Regions from separate parts of the Homo sapiens genome. Here region 2 is linked to region 1. A link is an interaction called in ENCODE POLR2A ChIA-PET data of the cell type or tissue named here. Cell type or tissue: Caco-2. All regions are shown on one strand. Each heading gives the region's core, and the rest is flanking DNA. Links, peaks and the distances in the headings are about the cores only. Region 1 has its middle 18 kb from the start of BOLA3. Region 2 overlaps DGUOK (deoxyguanosine kinase).

Evidence for each region. Peaks named below come from ENCODE experiments on the same cell type or tissue, not always from the same donor. Only the 100,000 strongest peaks of a DNase experiment are listed, where the experiment ranks them.
Region 2: POLR2A ChIA-PET joins it to region 1 with 6 read pairs; 7 of 35 experiments call an interaction of 5 or more read pairs at or near these places.

What each region holds. Positions count from the first base shown.
Region 1 is chr2:74,125,532-74,133,531 of GRCh38, reverse strand. It overlaps a transcript of TET3 not described here. Among named protein-coding and RNA genes, the nearest start is that of BOLA3, 18 kb to the left of the region's middle. RefSeq lists an enhancer at 2,777-3,390. In Caco-2, for the core only: no CTCF peak of the experiment used is centred there; no DNase peak of the experiment used is centred there.
Region 2 is chr2:73,933,106-73,945,465 of GRCh38, reverse strand. It overlaps DGUOK (deoxyguanosine kinase), which reads right to left. Exons shown (of 7, transcript NM_080916.3): 2 at 6,444-6,556. Among named protein-coding and RNA genes, the nearest start is that of DGUOK, 12 kb to the right of the region's middle. RefSeq lists an enhancer at 7,629-8,128. In Caco-2, for the core only: no CTCF peak of the experiment used is centred there; a DNase peak (open chromatin) is centred at 5,813.

The DNA.
Region 1 (8,000 bases), core at 1-8,000:
AATGAGGCCTTCTGCCAGGACAAGAGCCATGTGGGTGAGCCACCTTGGAAGTGGATCCTTCAGCCACAGTCAAGCCATCAGAAGATTGCAGCCCCAGCTGGCATCCTGACTGCAGGTTGAGCCACAGCCACTCAGCTGAGCCACTCCCCAATTTCTGACCAAGAGAAACTGTGAAATACATATATGTGTTTGTTGTTTTAAGCCAGTGTTTGGGGTTACATTTTTATGCAGCAATTGATAATTAATATGTTTGTTCATTACTGAAGGAACACGGGGGACTCTCACTTATTGACAGACGGGTTGAAGAGCCAAACTTCGGGCTGGGCACGGTGGCTCACGCGCGTAATCCCAGCACTTTGGGAGGCTGAGGTGGGTGGATCACTTGAGGTCAGGAGTTCAAGACCAGCCTGGCCAACATGGTGAAACCTTGTCTCAACTAAAAAAAAAAAAAAAAAAAAATACAAAAATTAGCCAGGCATAGTGGCACATGCCTGTAGTCCCAGCTACTCGGGAGGCTGAGGCAGGAGAATCTCTCGAACCTGGGAAGCAGAGGCTTCAGTGAGCCAAGATCACGCTACTGCACTCCAGCCTGGATGACAGAGCCAGACTCCGTATCAAAAAGAAAAAAAGAACAAAAAAAAAGAAAAGAAAAAGAGCCAAATTGCAGAAAGGACACGGGTCCAGCTAAGAGTCAGGAACACCAGTGCCACTGGGTCTCCCCTTCATCTGCTGTCCCTTCCTCTCTACAGATCAGCTTTATTATCTCTCACTCTAGATTGGCATCTGCCATACAGTGGTGACTTGAATGCCAGTACCTCTTAATTTATATATTTTAATGTCCAGTTCAGCCAGATGTGGTGGCTCACATCTGTAATCCCAACACTTTGGGAGGCAGAGATGGGAGAATTGCTTGAGCCAAGGAGTTTGTGACCAGCCTGGGCAACAAGTAAGACACTGTTTCTACAAAAAATTAAAAAAATGCCAGTTGTGGTGACATGCACCTGTAGCCCTAGCAACTCTGGAGGCTGAGGCAGCAGGATCACTTGAGCCCAGGAGTTTGAGGCTGCAGTAAGCTGTGATTGTGTCATTGCACTCAGCCTGGATGGCACACAGTGAGGTCCTGTTCAGGCCGTGGGAAGAGCAGACTTTGTTTTCAAGTCCCCAGGACGGCCTCTGTTTGGCTCATCTTGAATTAGGAGCCACCTGGCCTAACGCGTTGTAAGAGCAAACTTTCTTTTGGAGTTCCCAGGAAGGGCTCTGATTGGCTCATCTTGAATTAGGAGCCACCTGGACTAACCAGGTGGGGTCCAGGGGGCATATAAAATTGCAGCCTCTAGCTGGACTCTGGCTTGAAGTGGAGAGAGAAGGCGTTACCAAAAGAAGAGGGGGTTCTATTCTTCAAAGAAGGGCTGGGACAAAGCAGCAGATGTTCTTGACTGGAGGAAAAGATAAGTGTGGCTTTGTGGGCCAAGCCGCCTAGGAACCTCCGGACACCAGAAGACAGGGGACTCTTCCTTCTGCTTCACCCCACCCGCAACCAGAGAACTCTTCGGGCTTGTGAAATGTGTAATCCCCTAAATGCTTCTAAATCTGGAAACAAATAGGGCCCCCCCACCCAGTTGTTCTTCCCCCCAAATTAAAAGGAAAGTTGGGAGAGGAATCACAGGTTTTTTTAATTGACGGATTAGAAAACGAGAAGAACGTGTTTAATCCCAGTGGCTAGAGTATAGCATTGCATCGGATGTAGCCACCTCCTAGCTTTTTGATTAAGTGTTGCTTGTGGAAAGTGCTAGGTTCACATGAGAGGTCTTCTGAGCTCAGTGTCGTTTTAAAAACAGTGTGCGGTTTTCCAGTGGAAAACCCAAAGTTCCCTGAGGTGCCGGCTGACTGGGCAAGTCAGTGTAGGGGAAACTGCCTGCTCCACAGCCCTCCCCTGGGCACATTTTGTTCCTGGGTTCCTGTAGTGCCCCTCAGCCCTGGTTAGACCACCTAACTAGCAGTGTAGGGGACAGGGTGGCCAGTAACCTGAGAGAGGACCTGAGGCTGCAAAGCCCCACCCAGACACAGACTGGTTAGGAGCCAATGGTTTCAATTCCCTTTCTTGGGAATCCAGAGTGGGAAAGGTGAGTGAATGACCCGCGGAGAGCCAGTCCACCGACCAGACAATGGCTGCTGGAGCGCTCAGGGCTAACGGACCTGCGAATCCAAATCGGGAAGTGCGGAGATAATGGACTGGAGAGGCCAAAGCTGAACAAATGGACTGAGAAGGTCATGAATGAAGGGTTGTGGCAAGAACGTGCTAAGAGAAAGCAGGCATTGAAGTAAAGAAGATACAGTGATTCCCATTCTGGCTGCAAATTCGAACCACCTGGAATAATTACAAATATCCCTTCCTGGGTCCCTGCCAGATTTAAGAGTCTCATTAGTGAGGGAACGGGAGAGCGGAGGCACCGAGACCAGGTAAGTCACCGTACAGGGGGACTCTCCTCTTTATCCCCTACCAGCCCCCTAGGCCTGCCCTGCCCACCGCAGTTCCCCTCCGTCCAACCCCTTTTCCCTCGATGGGGCTACTGCGTATCCATTAATTCACCTCGCCTCCACCCCCTCACCCATTTGCGGGGAACTGCCCCCCAACCCCTAATTCCGCGGGGTGAACAGCGGGAGCACTTCCAGGCAGCCAGAGCCCGGGCAGGCCCGACGTGGCCTGCGCGCAGAAGATGCCTGTCCTGCAAAATGGTCGCAGCCGGCAATTGTTTGTTAATCCTCTCATCAGAAAGCAGCCCGACGAGTCTGCGGTCCCTCAGGCCGGCTGTATCCACAGGGTGCACCCAAGCACAGAGAAGGTGGAGATGGAGGGACGGGAGGGGGTTCCGCTGCCCTCGATCCCCGGGTCCAGACGTTGTTGGAGAGCAGCAAGCGCGCCCTAGTCCGCGCTTCCTCGCCACGACTCTGCAAGAAATGTCTTACATAAGACACTCACTCTCGGTTCAAGTCCGCCAGCAGTGGCTTGTGAGCTCCAGCTGCCTTCTTCGGGCCACCAAAAGGAGCGCAACCCGCAGAGCGCGCACTCTTGCACGCTCACCGCCTCTCCACTCCCTGCCCAATCAGCCAACATTTGTACCTGCACTGGCGCTAATATTGCTGGTCGGGCTATGCTAGGAGTCAGCTCTACCCTTAGGCACCTCATTCCAGGAAGCTGACCTCATTTCTTAGCTCCTGGTAAGATACCCTGTGGCTGTGAACTTAAAAGAGCATTTGTGTAATTTATTTTTTCTGTAAGGAAAAGGTGTTTAGGGTGGCAGATGAGAGTACACCTAAAAGATGCCCGACGGGTTCTTTTCTTTTGCAATAAGACTAAGCAACCATAGTGACTATGGTCAAACAAAACTGTGAACCCAAGTGTCTATACTAAAGCCAACTTTTTTTTTTTTTTTTTTGAGACAGACTCTTGCTTTGTCTCCCAGGCTGGAATACAGTGGCACAATCTCCGCTCACTGCAACCTCTGCCTCCCGGGTACAAGCCATTCTCCTGCCTCAGCCTCCCAAGTAGTTGGTATTACAGGTGCCTGCCACCAAGCCCGGCTAATTTTTGTGTTTTTTAGTAGAGATGGGGTTTCACCATGTTGGCCAGGCTGGTCTCGAACTCCTGACCTCAGGTAATCCGTCCACCTCGGCCTCCCAAAGTGCTGGGATTATAGGCGTGAGCCACTGCACCTGGCCTAAAGCCAATAAAGCAGCCACCAGGGAATTCAGTGTGAGTGTAACAACAGACTCCTGCCTCTCTCTGGAAGATATAAAAACAAAAAAGTCATTGGGGGCACAAAAGATGATCACATAAAAGAGTAAAACAACTGATGTTCAAGTAATGCCCTTAAGGTTTTTTCAATTCATTTTTTTTTTTGAGACAGGGTCTTGCTCTGTCTCCCAGGCTGGAGCACAGTGGTGCGATCTTGGCTCACTATAGTCTGCCTGCTGGGTTCAAGCAATTCTCCCACCTCAGCCTCCTGAGTAGCTGGGATTACAGGTGCCTGCCACCACTCCTGGCTAATTTTTGCGTTTTTTGTAGAGACGAGGTTTCACCATGTTGGCCAGGCTGGTCTCAAACGCCTGACCTCAGGTGATCTGCCTGCCTCAGCCTCCCAAAGTGCTGGGATTACAGGCATGAGCCACTGTGCCCGGCCGGGTTTTTTTTTTTTTTTTTTTTTTTTTTTTTTTGAGACGGAGTTTCACTCTTGTTGTCCAGGCTGGAGTGCAATGGTGCAATCTCGGCTCACTGCAACCTCTGCCTCCCGGGTTCAAGAGATTCTCCTGCCTCAGCCTCCTGAGTAGCTGGGATTACAGGTATGAGCCATGAGCCACCATGCCCAGCTAAGTTTGTATTTTTAGTAGAGATGGGGTTTCTCCATGTTGGTCAGGCTGTTCTTAAACTCACGACCTCAGGTGATCTGCCTGCCTCAATCCCAGCACTAATCCCAAAGTGCTGGGATTATAGGTGTGAGCCATCATGCCCAGCCTTTTTTTTTTTTTTTTTTTTTTTTTAAATTGAGACAGGATCTCTGTCAACCAGTCTGAAGTGCAGTTGTGCATTCACAACTCACTGCAGCCTTGACTTCTGGGGCTCAGCTGATCCTCCCACCTCAGCCTCCCAAGTAGCTGGGAGTATAGGTGTGCACCACCATGCCTGGCTATTTTATTGTTGTTGTTGTTGTTGTTGTAGAGTTGAGGTCTTACTATGTTGCCCAGGCTGGTCAAATTTCTGCCCTCAAGTGATCTTCCTGCCTTGGCCTCCCAAAGTCTTGGGATTACAAGCATAAGCCCAGCCTTTTTTTTTTTCTAATAGTCTTTATTATTTTTTTATAGTCTTTATTGTTTTAGAACAGTTCTACATTTACAGAAAAATTTTGAAGATAGTGGAGTTCCCATATGTCCCACATCCAGTTTCCCTGATTATTCACATCTTACGTTAGTATGGGGCATTTGTTACAATGAATTTGTTACACTATTATTAAGGAGAGCCCATACTTTATTCAAGTTTCCTTAGTCTTCCCTTAATGTCTTTTTTCTAGGTAGCCCCTCCATGAAACCAGATTACATTTAGTCATCATGTCCCCTTGGCTCCTCCTGGCGGTGGCAGTTTCTCCGATTTTCCTTATTTTTGGTAAGCCTTAGTCCATATAAATATATTCTGGGGGAATTATAGATGGGTTTGACAGAAAGCAATTTTAAAAACAAAAACTACAAAAGAAGAAAGTCACAATCAATTGATTAGTTGAAAGTTACTCTATTCCAAACATCTTGGCAAACATTAAATAATCACATTTCAGAAACTACACCAAGCGAAAAAAAAAATGCCTTGAGTTATGGACATCAGGAAGCAGTAGCTTTGCACAAAAAGGATGGGTTTAAGGAGAACACTGTTTGAGGTGAGGTTTGGTAGATTTACAAACAAGGTTAGAGAAGGCTTCTATACACACATTATTAACCTGTGACATTAAATATATCTCTAAAACTTTATAACTTTTCCTTTTATTTAACAGAACTGTTGGAAGAAAACAAACAATATTTTGACTAGAAATGGAAATTCCTGATGCTTTGGGAATTGTTTCAGTACTTTTTCTAATACTTTAGGCATTGACTAGAAGAACTGAGACTAGAAAATACTCTTGCCTGTTTAGTCAGTATCACGTATCTTCATCTGTTTGTTGTCGCTGCTGAAGCACACACTTAAAATAATCATCATACATTTATGCACACAACCCCTTCTCCCGTGCCCTATACAAACCTATTAAGCTATTTTTCCGAATCAAATTTGCACAACTTTAAAGAAAAAAAAAAAACCTCACAGAATAATGTGTTTTTCAAGGCAGGCATTTTAAAAGCTAATCCCAACTTGCCCCGTTTTAGGCTTTTACAGTGTTTAACTTGCTTTCTTGGGTAGTTAGTCTGGAAATGAGTTCATCATCTGATATAGGATGGCTGGATTTTAATATTTTCTGTCTCCAATTCGTTTGGTTAAATGCCTAAAGCTGGTAGTCTACTAGTGCTGAAGGAAGAGGGGAAGCATTTATGGCTCATTAGAACCAATCCCCATGGTTTCCAGGTCAGCTGATTTTCTCACTACAATACTTAACAGCAAGATGAGAGGCTTTATTAACATCATGTCAATAAAGCCATTAATAATTCAGAAGAAATTTTAATTACAAACTTAAAAGAATTACATAGTTGTAAATTAGTCTGTCACTAAGTAAAGACTACTACATTTCACTTTGGGAGACCTTGTAAAATGTAAGCTAACTCATTGCTGGAACCTTGAAACAGAGGTCATCCGGATCAACAAGCATGAGTCCGTCCCTTCTGCCAGCTTCTGATCCCCTCATTTGAGTTTATGAGATGAGCCAATAATGAATGTAGAGGCAAGCAGCTCATTTTTCTACCTAAAACTAAGTCTCAGCCTGACACTTTTCTTCTGACCCAGTTACAGCTGCTTCTCTGGTGTGTGCTTCAATCCTCTTCACTGGGCACCATTAAACACTGGACTTGGTAGCTGTCTATGCATGTGACCAATTTCACTATCCATCTTCTGGCTTCAGTGCCAATTTTAAGAATGCTAATTCCTACGTGGCCAGATTTCTATAAAGATGGCAAATTATTTTATTCTGGCTAAAATTAATCATATTATTAATATTTTCTAAAGTTAGCGTTTACATTTACTGCTTTAAAAAAATTCCAGGCTGGGTGTGGTGGCTCACGCCTGTAATCCCAGCACTTTGGGAGGCCGAGGCAGGTGGATCATGAGGTCAGGAGATTGAGACCATGCTGGCTAACACGATGAAACCCCGTCTCTACTGAAAAAATACAAAAAATTAGCCGGGAGTGGTGGCGGGTGCCTGTAGTCCCAGCTACGTGGGACACTGAGGCAGGAGAATGGTGTGAACCCGGGAGGCGGAGCTTGCAGTGAGCAGAGATGCACCACTGCACTCCAGCCTGGGTGACAGAGCAAGACTCCATCTCAAAAAAAAAAAAAAAAAAAATCCAGCAAATATAAAATTTAGGCCTAAAAGATGCCAATGATTTAAAACTCTACACAGATCTAAGATCAATGCCTATGTATGAGTGTAGCTACTGCCACGAGGCATTCTACTCATAGCCAGCCTAGGAAAGTGTGAGCTGAATACAGGTCCTATGCCAAAAAACCTCTGCCTGAAACAGAACTACAGACGTGAGAAGCATTAATAGATGTGCACTGTATTTATATAAGCTTCTCTTTTCAGCATTAAAACAGCTGATCTACTGTGTCAATCTGGTAGAGATCAGTTGGTGCCATATATAAAAACCAACAGGTTAACTGACCAAATTTCTCCAGATTTCAATTGGCTCTATGGGATCAAATAGACATGATAGGTTAATTATGATGAAAACAATAATCTTAACCATGTTTAAGAAAAAATACAAAATTTTAGTGCAAGTACTTATTTACTTCTGTACTCAAAAAGGGTGAGAATCCCAGCTACTCAGAGGCTGAGGTGGTTGGATCACCTGAGCCACAAGTTCAAGACCAGCCTGGACAATATAGCAAGACCCTTGCCTCAAAGAAAATTGAGATTTTAAATTTTGTTTGTGATTTTCTCTAAGTGAATAATGGTAAAATTTAACAAACTAGCATAGTTCAATTTACTGAGCTACAAAGTATAACATTCAGCTGGGCATGGTGGCTCATGCCTGTAATCCCAACACTTTAGGGGGCTGAGGCAAGAGGATTGCTTGAGGCTAGGGGTTTGAGACCAGCCTGGGCAACACAGTGAGACCTCATCTCTATAAAGTTAAAAAAAAAAAAAATTTTAGCATACTTTAATTTATGGCAGGTACTATATATGAGAGCTGAAGTCTTCTGTACCTCCACAATGCCACACTTCTTATTCACAAAGGATGGTTAGAAGCTAGAATACAACTTTTTTGTTATTTATAAATGCTGCCAAAAGAAGAAATGTTTATGGAATTTC
Region 2 (12,360 bases), core at 1,976-9,975, 190 kb after region 1:
GGTTTCATGGCGAGTAAATGTTGAAGGGACTCAAACCTGGCTTCCTCTAACCTCATCATTCCAACACCCTCCATCTAAAGGTGAACAAGACAGTTCCTGAACTCAAAGAGCTCACAGTGCAAAAAGGAAGAGGGTGATGAGGATGTACGAAGCTGGAATGTAAGGCAGAACATGTGATGAAGGGACGATTACTGATGGTGGAAGGAATCTCAGGGAGTTTCTGAAAGAAAGTGGCATTAAGCTGGGAAGTAACTGATGAGTAGAATTCTCACAGATGGAAATGGAGATTAAGAAGATTGTACTTCAGGTAGAGACAACAGGACAGAAGGAGAAAAAAGATTCAACAACAGTAAGAAGTCCAATTTGGCAAAATAGCACTATTAGATTCCAAAGAAGGGTCTTAGCCCTTTGAAAGGCTTCAGCAGAAACAACACATATAGAGCAGAGTGGACCAGAAAAGCATTTAACTCAGAGGTATTTTCGGGATTTCCCTCCTTCTGACCCCGCAAGCCCACACATACCAGCCTCACACGTGGCCCCTGACTAAGAGCTGGAGGTAGAAGTAGGAGGACAAATTTGTGTCTCCTGTAGTCTCTGTGGTGTCACTAGAGATGGTTGGGAGCAGCCCTGGGCCTGTTGCACAATTCACACACTGTATGTGGAGCGGAGTGCTGTGCTGGCAGATGCAATAGGTTGACTGGTGGGTTCTATTGCACCAGTGGGCTTTGGGCTATCAAAGAGAGACTCTTCTGGAACCAAAAATGTAAAAGAAACCAACACAATTTCTGAAAGAACCCATCTCAGCTACAGAACAAATGCAAACATCCTTCCAAAAATATAAGCAAACAGATGAACAATAATTGGACACAAAAATACTTAGCAATTCAAAAGGAGAGGACTAGTCTCTGTGCTCAGACAGGGCTGTTGTCAGAAACAGGAGAAAACAAAAGATACGGCCTTGCTGATAAAACAAGAATAAGCTATCATAAAAAAGGAACAATAAGAAAATAACTTTCTTAGAGGTGAAAAATGCAATTGCCCAAGTAAAACACCCAATGAAGATAATGAAGATGGTAGCTAGCAGACTGTATAATGCAGTAAACCTAATTAGTGAATTAGAAGATCCTTACAGAGTATCAGTTTAAGGGCTAGGTATGGGGGCTCACACCTATAACCCAAGCACTTTGGGAGGCCAAGGCAGGAGGATTGCTTGAGGCCAAGAGTTCAAGACTAACTTGGGCAACATAGTGAGACTCTGTCTCCACAAAAAAATTTAAAAGTTACCTGGGCATAGTGGTGCATGCCTGTAGTCCCAGCTACTCTGGTGGCTGAGGTGGGAGGATTTGCTTGAACCCAGGAGTTCAGTGCTACAGTGAGCTATACACTTGATCTTAGCCAAAAGGCTGAGAAGCAATGCTGCAGTGAGCTATAATAGGGCCACTGCATTCCAGCCTGGGTGACAGAGTGAGACTCTTTAAAGAAAAAGAAAAGAGTATCAGCTTAAGAAATTCTCCCTAGGGGCTGGACATGGTGGCTCATGCCTGTAATCCCGGCACTTTGGGAGGCCAAAGTGGGTGAATCGCCTGAGGTTAGGAATTCGAGACCAGTCTGGCCAACATGGTGAAAGCCTGTCTCTACTAAAAATACAAAATTAGCCGGGCATGGTGGTATGCCTGTAATCCCAACTACTTGGGAGGCTGAGGCAGGAGAATCGCTTGAACCTGGGAGGCGGAGGTTACAATGAGCTGAGATCGTGCCATTGCACTCTGGCCTGGGCAACAGGAGCAAAACTCCATCTTAAAAAAAAAAAAAAACCTGAATAACTGAGGCAGAAAACAGTTGTCCAATAATGATTCCCCTCAAACAGTACTGAATCCATATAATCTTAAAGATGATTTCTATCATACCTTCAAGGAATAGATCATTTCTATGCTAGAAAAGATGCAAAATTTCTCCATTTATTTTCATAACATTGATGGTAAAACCTGTCACAAACTACACATGGGCCAGGCATCACAGCTCACATCTGTGGTCCCAACACCTTGGGAGTCCGAGGTGGAAGGGTCGCTTGAGCCCAGGAGTTCGAGACCAGCCTGGGCAGCAAAGTGAGACCCTATCTCTACAAAAAAAAAAAAAAAAAAATTTTTAAGTAGATGGGGACAGTGGTATGCACCTATAGTCCCAACTCACCAAGAGACTGAGGTGGGAAGATACCTGAGTCCAGGACTTCAAGGCTGCAGTGAGCTATGATCATGCCACTACACTCCAGCCTGGGTGACAGAGGAAGACCCTGCCTAAAAAGAACCCAAAAGTCAAAACAAACAAAAATCACCATACACACAAATAATAATACCAACCAACTGTATAAATAAATATACATGCAAAATTCCAAACAACACATTACCAAATTAATGGAATAGTACATCATGACCAAAAAAAAGTTCATTCTAGAAATGTGAGGATGGTACCATTATTAAATCTATGACTAATACTAAGAGATTAAAAAGAAAAACCCCTTGTTTATCTCACTAGATGCTAAAGTGGTTTTTGATGGAAATTCAACATTTGATCATGATAAAAACAGTTACTATTCTAGTAACAAAAGGGTACGTGTACCACACGGTCTACTGAAATGAATAATAAACATTAAACTTAACACTGATATATTAGAGGCAGTTTCATTAATGACAGAACAAGATAAGGAAACTACCCTCACTGCTATTAGTTTATATTGCTCTGGAAGTTCTACCCAATGAAAGAAAACAAGAAAATAGAAATGTGGCACAGATATTAGAAAACTCTTTCAAATGATTACTATTTAGAGACAACTATTATTTTCCAAAACTTCAAGCAAATAAAAAAATAATGAGAAATTAAATCATATAAGATAAATATAACAATCAACTGTTTTCCATTAAAACAGCAATAACCAGTTTCAGAAGATGATGTGGAAAAAAGATCTCAGTCACAATAAAAACAAAATATATATTCTGCTCAGGAATAAACAAGAATACTACTGGCTAAGTAGATAACCATTTGTGAAAAAACTAAAGTCTTATAACTTGTAAAGCCACATAAAACATAAAACCATAAAAGCAACAAAAAGAAATAGATTATTTTTATACTCCTGGGCTACAATTTTAACATCAAAGGTGCTAACTATGAGGAAAAAGAAGGACAGGTTAGACTACATAAAAACTGAAATGTATTATATTGTAAAAATATATTATATACCAAGATAAAAGAAAAATGACATGGTCGGGCGCAGTGGCTCACGCCTGTAATCTCAGCACTTTGGGAGGCCAATTCAGGTGGATTACCTGAGGTCAGGAGTTCCAGACCAGCCTGGCCAACATGGTGAAACCCCATCTCTACTAAATATTCAATAATTAGCTGGGTGTGGTGGCAGGCACCTGTAATCCCAGCTACTCAGGAGGCTGAGGCAGGGAGAACTGCTTGAACTCGGAAGGCAGAGGTTGCACTGAGCCAAGATCACACCACTGGACTCCAGCCTGGGCGACAAGGCGAGACCCCGTTTCAAAAAAAAAAAAAAAAAGAAAATGACAAACAAATATATGACAGAGTTAATATACTTAACATACAATGAGTTTTTATGAAGCCATTACACAAAGATGAAGATCTCAATAGAAAAAAACAAGGCAAGGGGTTTGGACAGGCAATTCACTAAAGAACAAAAAGATACACAAAACATGGCTTTATATTAAAAAACAAGCAGTATAGCTACAATGATATTCATCATTGCAACACTGCTTATAATAGGAAGAAATTAGAAAACTAAACATTCAAAATAGAGGACTGGATAACTAAATGATAATATTCATATTATGCAGTACACTACAACCATTAAAATGATATCACTGTGAAAGGGAGATCTTGTCTATTAAGTGACATACAGGTGGCAATCAAAATTTTTGTTTCAAAAAGCAAATGTATATATATTTTATACATTTATGTAAGTATATGTAAATCTATACATTTTCTCTGTAGAAAAATGTCCATTTTACTTCTGAATAATGGGATTACAGGATGATTAGTTATCTATTGCTGCCTAACAAATTATGCCAGAATTCAGTGGCTTAAACAAAAACATTCATTATCTCAGTTTCTATGGGGAAGGAATTTGGGAAGGAGCTTAGCTGGGTGGCTGGGCCTCAGGGTTTCTCATGAAGTTTCAGTCAAGATGTTGGCTGAGGCTACAGTTGTATGAAGGCTGGACTGTGGCTGAAAGATCCAATTCCAAAAAGACTCACGTACCTGTTCACAGGAGGCCTCAGTTCCTTCCGTGTGGCCCCCTTGAAAAGGCTGCTTCCTGACATGGCAGCTGGCTTCCCCCAGAACAAGATGGAAGCTACAGTGTCTCTTATGACCTACCCTAGAAAGGTATTTCTTATTTTTGCTACTTTCTATTTACTAGAAACAAATCACAAAGTCCAGCTGCATTCAAGGCAAGAATTACGCTCTACTTCTAGAAGGGAGGAATATCAAACAATTGTGGACATGCAATCATGTACCACTTAACAACAGGAATATGTTCTGAGAAATGTGTCGTTAGACAATTTTGTCACTGTGTGACCATCAGAAAATGTACTCACACAAACCTAGATGGGATAGCCTGCTACACACCTATGCTATATGACACACCCTATTGCTCCTAGGCTACAAAGCTGTATCGCATGCTACTGTATTGAATACTGTAGGCAACTGTAACACAATGGTAAGTATTTGTGTATCTAAACATAGAAAAGGTACAGTAAAAATATGTTGTTATAATCTTATGGGGCCACCATTGTATACAAGGTCTATCATTGACAGAAACATCATTATGCAGCCCATGACTGTATTTTGAAATACACACAGGTGACCTGTGGCATACTCAGAAAAAGATATGTAATTTATTCCTGCATAGGAAAGTTAATTTCACAAATACACACACAGGCACACATACAGACATATAAAGAGACAACTTAAGCAGCAAAAATCCTCAATAGGCATGATATGCCAGCCACAAAAGGTAACACAATTCTGGGTTGGAATAAAAAAAAATGGCACCCAGAACAAGTTCCATGATACTCTGTCCCACTTAGACTACATCCAGAATGTCCTGTTCACCTCCAAGTAGCACTCTTAGTAAATTCAAAGTGGAAAGTGAACAAACTAGGACTCATCACTTAGGTAAAGTTACTTCAGAGTAAAGAATAGCCTGGAGGAAAACTGGAGGTGTTTGGCTTGAAAGAGAGAAGACTTGACCAGGCATGGTGGCTCATGCCTATAATCCCAGCACTTTGGAGGCCAAGGTGGGTGGATCACTTGAGCCCAGGAGTTTGAGACCAGCCTGGCCAACATGGCGAAACCCTGTCTCTACTAAAGATACAAAAAGTATCCCAGCATGGTGGCATGCACCCATAGTCCCAGCTACTCAGGAGGCTGAGGCATGAGAATCACTTGAACCCAGGAGTTGGAGGTTACAGTGGGCCGAGATCACACCATTGCACCCCAGCCTGGGTGACAGAATGAGACTGTCAAAAAAAAAAAAAAAAGGAGAGAGACTTGAGGGGGAGAAAGAACAGGAAAATCATTACCTTCAACTATATATAGGGTTGTTACGGCGAAAAGTTAAAAGACTTAAGAGGTAGAACTTGAACCAATGAGTCAGAGTCACAGGGGTGCAACATGGCTCATTAAAAGGCAGAACTGTTTAGTAATTAGAGTTAAGAACCAGAATGTGCCACTCAGTGAATATCCCAGGTGGCGGCAGGAGCAGTTCATGGTGCCTGAGGAGGCATGGTGCTTCTGCTCCCTCTAAGGGTCATGTCGAAACAAGTCTTTCCTTACTCAGACTGATGTGGCTGGAAACCAACTCTATGGCCTCTGCCAAAGCCATAGTCTTGACACCAGGGCCTAAGCCATGAGGTGTAAGTGAAATGTACTGTGCTTGGCATAGTACAGTGCCTGGCACATAGTACATGCTCATAAATGTTAGCTGTAACCTCTCCCATTGACTCAAAGTGTGACTGGAACCTCTCTAATATCCCTTCTAATTTCTAAGACTTTATTTAAAAAGTTAAAATCACTATAATTAGCTATTAATCCTAGTGGTTAGCTTAAGTAATAATATAAATACTTAAGTGTAGGAATGACAAAATTCATCTTCAAAGCCATCCATGATGGTTGGACATGCTTTGGGAAACCACAAACAACAGAGGCAGTCACTTAGATAGACATATAAAAACCACAAAAATCAAAACTGCACATATTCAAACAAGTCATATCCTCTCTGGTGTATGTGGTCTGCTTTCTGGAATGAAGCTATTTTAAAAAGGATACTCAAACTGGGCTACTTTACTCACTGAGAGTAAATTAAATTATGACAATTAGATTATTCACCCATGCCTGCCAACTACCCACCACAACTAAAAACTTACTTTTTGGGTGCCAGCAGCCTGGATATTCTGCCATGTTGCTACAGGTTCTGTAGCTACGTGCCATTCTGGGTAAGTTTTCGTGAGTAACTTCACAAACGTGGACTTTCCCACAGCTGCAATGCAAATAGCATGTATTGGGATGCTTCCCAAATCAGGGCTGAAGGAGAAGGCTGCTACTAAACTCTGCCACAAACGCCCAAACTCAAGGGAACAAGTATTAGTTTTCTGAATTTCAAACTCAGCAGCCGTACCATTGTCAGACTGATAACAGATCAATTCATGCTAACCAGAACCACCATAATGAATACAGCCAATAGGGAGGAAAAATTCCTTTTAAGATTTAATTTGCAATTTCCATGTCTCAACCTTCCAGAGGCAGAGCATTTAATAACAGTTGAAAATGTAAAAGTAGATGAAATCAGCTCCATAAGTTCTATCACTTGAGTCACCATTCTATTTGTACTGTGACAGTGTAAAATTTCTAAGTTTTTCAAGACAAAAAATAAAAATGATTATAATCTCATTCATTCAACAAATCTAAAAAATATTCATGGAGTGCTGACTATGAGCTCAGGACTGTCAGGAACTGTGGGTACAATGGTAAACAAAACACAGAATGGATTTTGTCGTCACAGAGCTTGTATGGGTGATACAAACGCACAATTAACTACTAACATATTGTGTTAGGTGCTAGGAAAAAATGCAGGATGGCACTAATATAGCCCAGGAGGTCAGAGGAGACTCCCTTGAAAAAATGACATCTGAGGTAAGACCTAAAAGATGACAATTCATGCAAAGGGAGTAGCATATGCAAAGACCTGAAAGAGAGAAAGAACTTGACACACAACAATACAGAAGTTTGAGGCCCTAGAAGAAGCCATACAGTATGGCTACAGCATGAGCAAGTGATGGAGAAGTGGCTCAACATGGGTGTGGCCAGACAGGGAGTCCAGGGCCAGGTCATACAGGGCTTTGTAGTTATGGTAAGAAGACTGAATTCTATTCTAAGGGCAATGGGAAGTTAGTGAAGATTGGTTTTAAGTAGGAAAATTATAAGACTCCTTCTCATTTTTAGAAGATCACTCCACTAGCTGTGTAAGAATGGGCTGAAGCAGAAGCAGGCAGACTAGTTAAAAGATATAGCAGCTTGCCCCGAGGTGATGGCAGAGGAGTGAAAAGTAGTGGTTGTTTCGAGAAATATTTTGGAGATGAAATCAACCTAGTACCACAACATTCAAGTTATCTTTTCCCATTTATACCAATGTTTGGCCCATACCTCCATGAGCTCCAGAGACTATTCAAGAACTCTCCAGACATCTCCACTTGGGACATTCCACAAACACCTCAAAGTCAACATATTTCCTAAATGAACTAATCATCTTTCCCACCAAATTGAGCTTCCTCCTGTATCCCAGACCTCAGGGTATGAACACACCATCCACTCACTGACAGAAGTCCCTCCTCTGCCAAACCTCAGTGGCCACCAAATCCTTCTGCATTTGCTTCTACATTTTTCATATTTGTCCTTTTCTCTCCATTCCCACCTCCATGCTCAAGACCAGCCTCTTATCATCTCTTGCCTTTCTGATGCTGGCCTTGCTCTCTTCAATCCATGCTCCATACTGTGGCCAGACTGAATATGAAATAACACTGCTTACAATCTTTTGACAGCTCTCTATCGGCTAACTGGCTATAGCAAGGGCAAGCAATGGAGGAGTGGCTCAAGATGGGTGTGGCCACATGGGCAGTCCGGGGCCAGATCACATAGGGCCTTGTGGCCATGGTAAGAGGTCTGAATTCTATTCTAAGTGCAATGGGAAGTTAGTGACATCTGAGCTAAGACCTGAACAAGCTTCATGACAAACTCCAAACTCTTTAACATGGTCTGCAAGACACAAGAAGATCTGATCCCTGTGTATGCCTCTCTGGCCTTGGCTTTCCTTTAGGTAGCCTACCCTCCTGCAGGACCAAACTCCAATCATGCCATGTTCTCTTGCAAATATGACTTTGCATATGCTTTCCCATTTCCTGAAGCGCCTCCTCTCCTCACCTGACCAACTCTTACTCAATCCTCAAGGTTCTGTTTAGATGAACCTCCTGTGTGAAGCCTTTCCAGATCCTGACACCTCTAAGCTGGATTAGCTAGTCCTCCTTTCTGCATGGTTGGTATTCTGGGTGAGACTCCATCACTGCAATTGTCATTGTGTTTCTCCAGCTACAGGATGGGGCTCCTCCAGGGTAGAAAACAAATTACAACCTAATGACCTAGCTGAATGAATAAAATACACAATATATTACTAATTTCAGTTCCCTCTGAAACCTACATTTGTGAAAAATAAAAAATAAATCTTAAGACTGTATCTGGACCTCAATCTCCTCTATCAGAAGTAATCTTTCTCAAGGGAAAGAAGGGGGGCATCCTTCCACTTATGGTTACTGATTGGGGTGCTGATGTCTCAGCATAAGAACCCACACATTTAATAGATGACATTTACTACATGCCACCCCAACTCCTCTCTGAATAGGCAGGATAAGAACAAACAGCATGAATCTGTGGATTTGTACAGTCACGCTCATCTCTCAGTCCCCACCTCCACCTAACTTGTGTGTGCTTCTTCACATCTGTTCGATCCCTGCTCTTCCCACACTCCAATGAATAAATGCCCTCCCCTGCTCTTCCAGGCCTGTGTCTAAATCCTTTCCCCCAGCAAGCCTAAGGTGCCACTTCTTCAGGACTTCTCTAGCTCTGAATTCCTACCACACTGGTCAGGTGCGAAGTGGTTGAATGTGTATATTATCAGATACCTGTCTGCCCTGAGTAAGCCCTCGCTTAAAATATTTGGCCCAGATGGTCAATATTTAGATTGTAGGTTGTTTAACAAGTCTAAAATATGGTCCCTGCTATTTAATAGCTAAAAAGCTATTTTAATTAAATGAAAAGATAAACGTAGCTGATTTGTTAGATGGCTGGGATTGAACAATTGTTAGAATTACTTATATTTTTTAAAAGTTAAAAACAATTACCTTAAAAAACTGTTGCAGATGGAAAGGAAGGGCTCTGAGGTCAGACACTATTAGTTCATCTAAGAGCAGTCAGGACTCCAAGAAATTGACTCATGCAATTTAAACACATTAATTCTAGAATGCCAACAAATTAGATGTAACAGGAAATATACAGTTCCAATGACTGGAACAATAACACCTAATACTCAGGGTACTCTGTAACCCATGCCCCATTCCAAGGCTTCTGGAAAGCTAGTTTAGTAATCACAAGGCAGCTTCAGCATACAATGACAGTAAATGGTGGTGAAATGTCCTGAGAGCTGTGCCATCCATGTTTCTCAGCCTTGGAGAGCCTGGGTAATTCACTACAGGGCAGTATTTCTTAAACTAATTCCACTGGAACTGAGCTGTGCCAGGTACCACCCACAGATGTGGAATAATTACTTTAAAAAATAATTCAAAGTTACATGGTTTTATTAAAGCCAGACACAGTATAACTTTCTCAGTGCTGTGATACCTGATCATCATAGATTTTTTTTTTCCCTTCTTGCTGGGGTGTTGTTTGTTTGTTTGTTTTGACAAATGTTTCAAGATGTTCACAGGGGGTTCCTAAGAGTGGTGGTGTTTTGCTCTCCATTGCTTCAGAAGCCTCCTCCTAGTGACCAGAACACCCCTGTCTACAGAAAGCCATACTTCTTCAGCCAATCTCTTATGATATCACTATCTCAGACTTACTGCAATTTAGTTAGATCCCAGCTTAGCTGCTATCTTTCCTTTTGAGATGGGGGTCTCTCTCTGTCACCCAGGCTGGAGTGCAGTGGTGTGATCTTGGCTCACAGCAACCTCTGCCTCCTGGGCTCAGGTGATCTTCTCACCTCAGCCTCCTGAGTAGCTGTCCAGTATGTTTGACCTGTCCAATATATTGTTTGTTTATTTATTTATTTTTGAGACAGAGTCTAGCTGTTGCCCAGGCTGGAGTGCAGTGGCACAATCTCGGCTCACTGCAACCTCTGTTTCCTGGGTTCAAGCGATTCTCCTGCCTCAGCCTCTTGAGTAGCTGGGACCACTACAGGTGTGTGCCACCACGCCCGGCTAATTTTTGTATTTTTGGCAGATACAGGGTTTCACCATGTTGCCCAGGTTGGTCTCAAACTCCTGAGTTCAAGCGATCCACCTGCCTTGGTCTCCCAAAGTGTTGGGATTACAGGCGTGAGCCACTGCGCCGGGCCACTGCTGTTATCTTTCTTTCCTTTTTTTTTTTTTTTGAGACAGAGTCTTGCTCTATTGCCCAGGCTGGAGTGCAGTGGGGTGATCTCGGCTCACTGCAACTTCCAACTCCCGGGTTCAACTGATTCTCCAGCCTCTCAGCCTCCCGAGTAACTGGGACTATAAGCACGTGCCACCACACCTGACTAATTTTTGTATTTTTAGTAGAGACAGGGTTTCGCCATGTTGGCCAGGCTGGTCTTGAACTCCTGACCTCAGGTGATCTGCCCGCCTCAGCCTCCCAAAGTGCTGGGATGACAGGGGTTAGCCACATCGCCCGGCCTGTCTTTCAATATACTCTCAGTATTATGAATTTTGGAAGGTATCAGAACTTACAAGCAGCATCAAACCTTCCCTTAGGACCCTGGCCACCAGTGTTCTCTGTTGTTATATTGCCACAACCTTAAAAAAAGGTGGAAGGTACTTTCTTAAGAGTATATTACTTCAACATGTTGATTTTCATTAGCTCCACTATTCTCATTCCACAAGCTGGGACAAAGAGTTCTGTTGTTACCACTCATCTTTTTCTAAGGCATGTTTTTTTCTCCCCACAAAATTTTCTATAAACTGACAATGCCTACCATAGCTATGTAATGCTAAAATCTAGCAGCAAGATAGCATATGATGTAATACCCAAAATAACAGATCCCATTATTTTACGTCTAATACAGCTGTATTTCATAGGAGCCTATATTTATCACCTCTAGGCATTTTCATCTCCTGAACAAGATGAAAAACATGAGAAAAAAAATCCAATTCTGAAATCTTTTACCAAAATCCAACAAAGTCAGAACATATAAAACTGTCTAATGTCTTTTTTAAAAAGTCCTTCCAAAAAAAATTGAAGTCTTTATTTCAGATACTGTATTTGATGCTGCATTCATTCACTCACTCATTCAATCAACAAATGTTTATGGAGTAGCTACTCAGAGGTAAGTACTATAACTGAAATGATGATCTAGGCTGAGAGCTTGCCCTCAAGTTATATTCCAACCCCAAGACTGAGTACCCAGGATCATACAGGCTCCAAGCTTAAAGGCATTCTAGGCAAAGTTAATAAAAATCAGTCAGCAGGCTTAAAAAAAACTTAATACATTTTACTTTGATGACCTTTTTTCATGAAAAACTGTTTACGAAAAAAAAAAGGCAAAAAATTTTCTCACACCTTCCTATGATCCAAACTCATCTGCTCAGCACAAAAGACCCTCACTGATCTGACATCCCCTCCTCCCGCCTTGCCTACCAGGTGATTCAGCTTTCCACTGCCACCTTCTCTGTGAAGCCTCCTTGAACTCTCTCCAGCGCCACTTCATCTCTAGGCAGAGTTAATTACTGCCTGCTCTGGTTTACCAAAGGATTACGCTGTAATTATTTGTTCACTCATCACTCCCTCCAGCTAGACTGGGAGCTCACTTTTGAAGACAGAGACTGAACCTTTGCATCCTGAGTATGAGAACAGTGATGGAGGGAAGGAGGTGAGTCACAGGCACAGAGAATCCACTATACAGTATTTGAAATAAATAGGCTATTTTTTCCCAAGGATTCTTTGCCCAATCATTTATACTTAAAATAAGTAAGACACATATTAGTGATGTGAAGTCACTAATTTTGAATGCTGGAGGAAACATGTTATTAGGGAAGCCCTCTA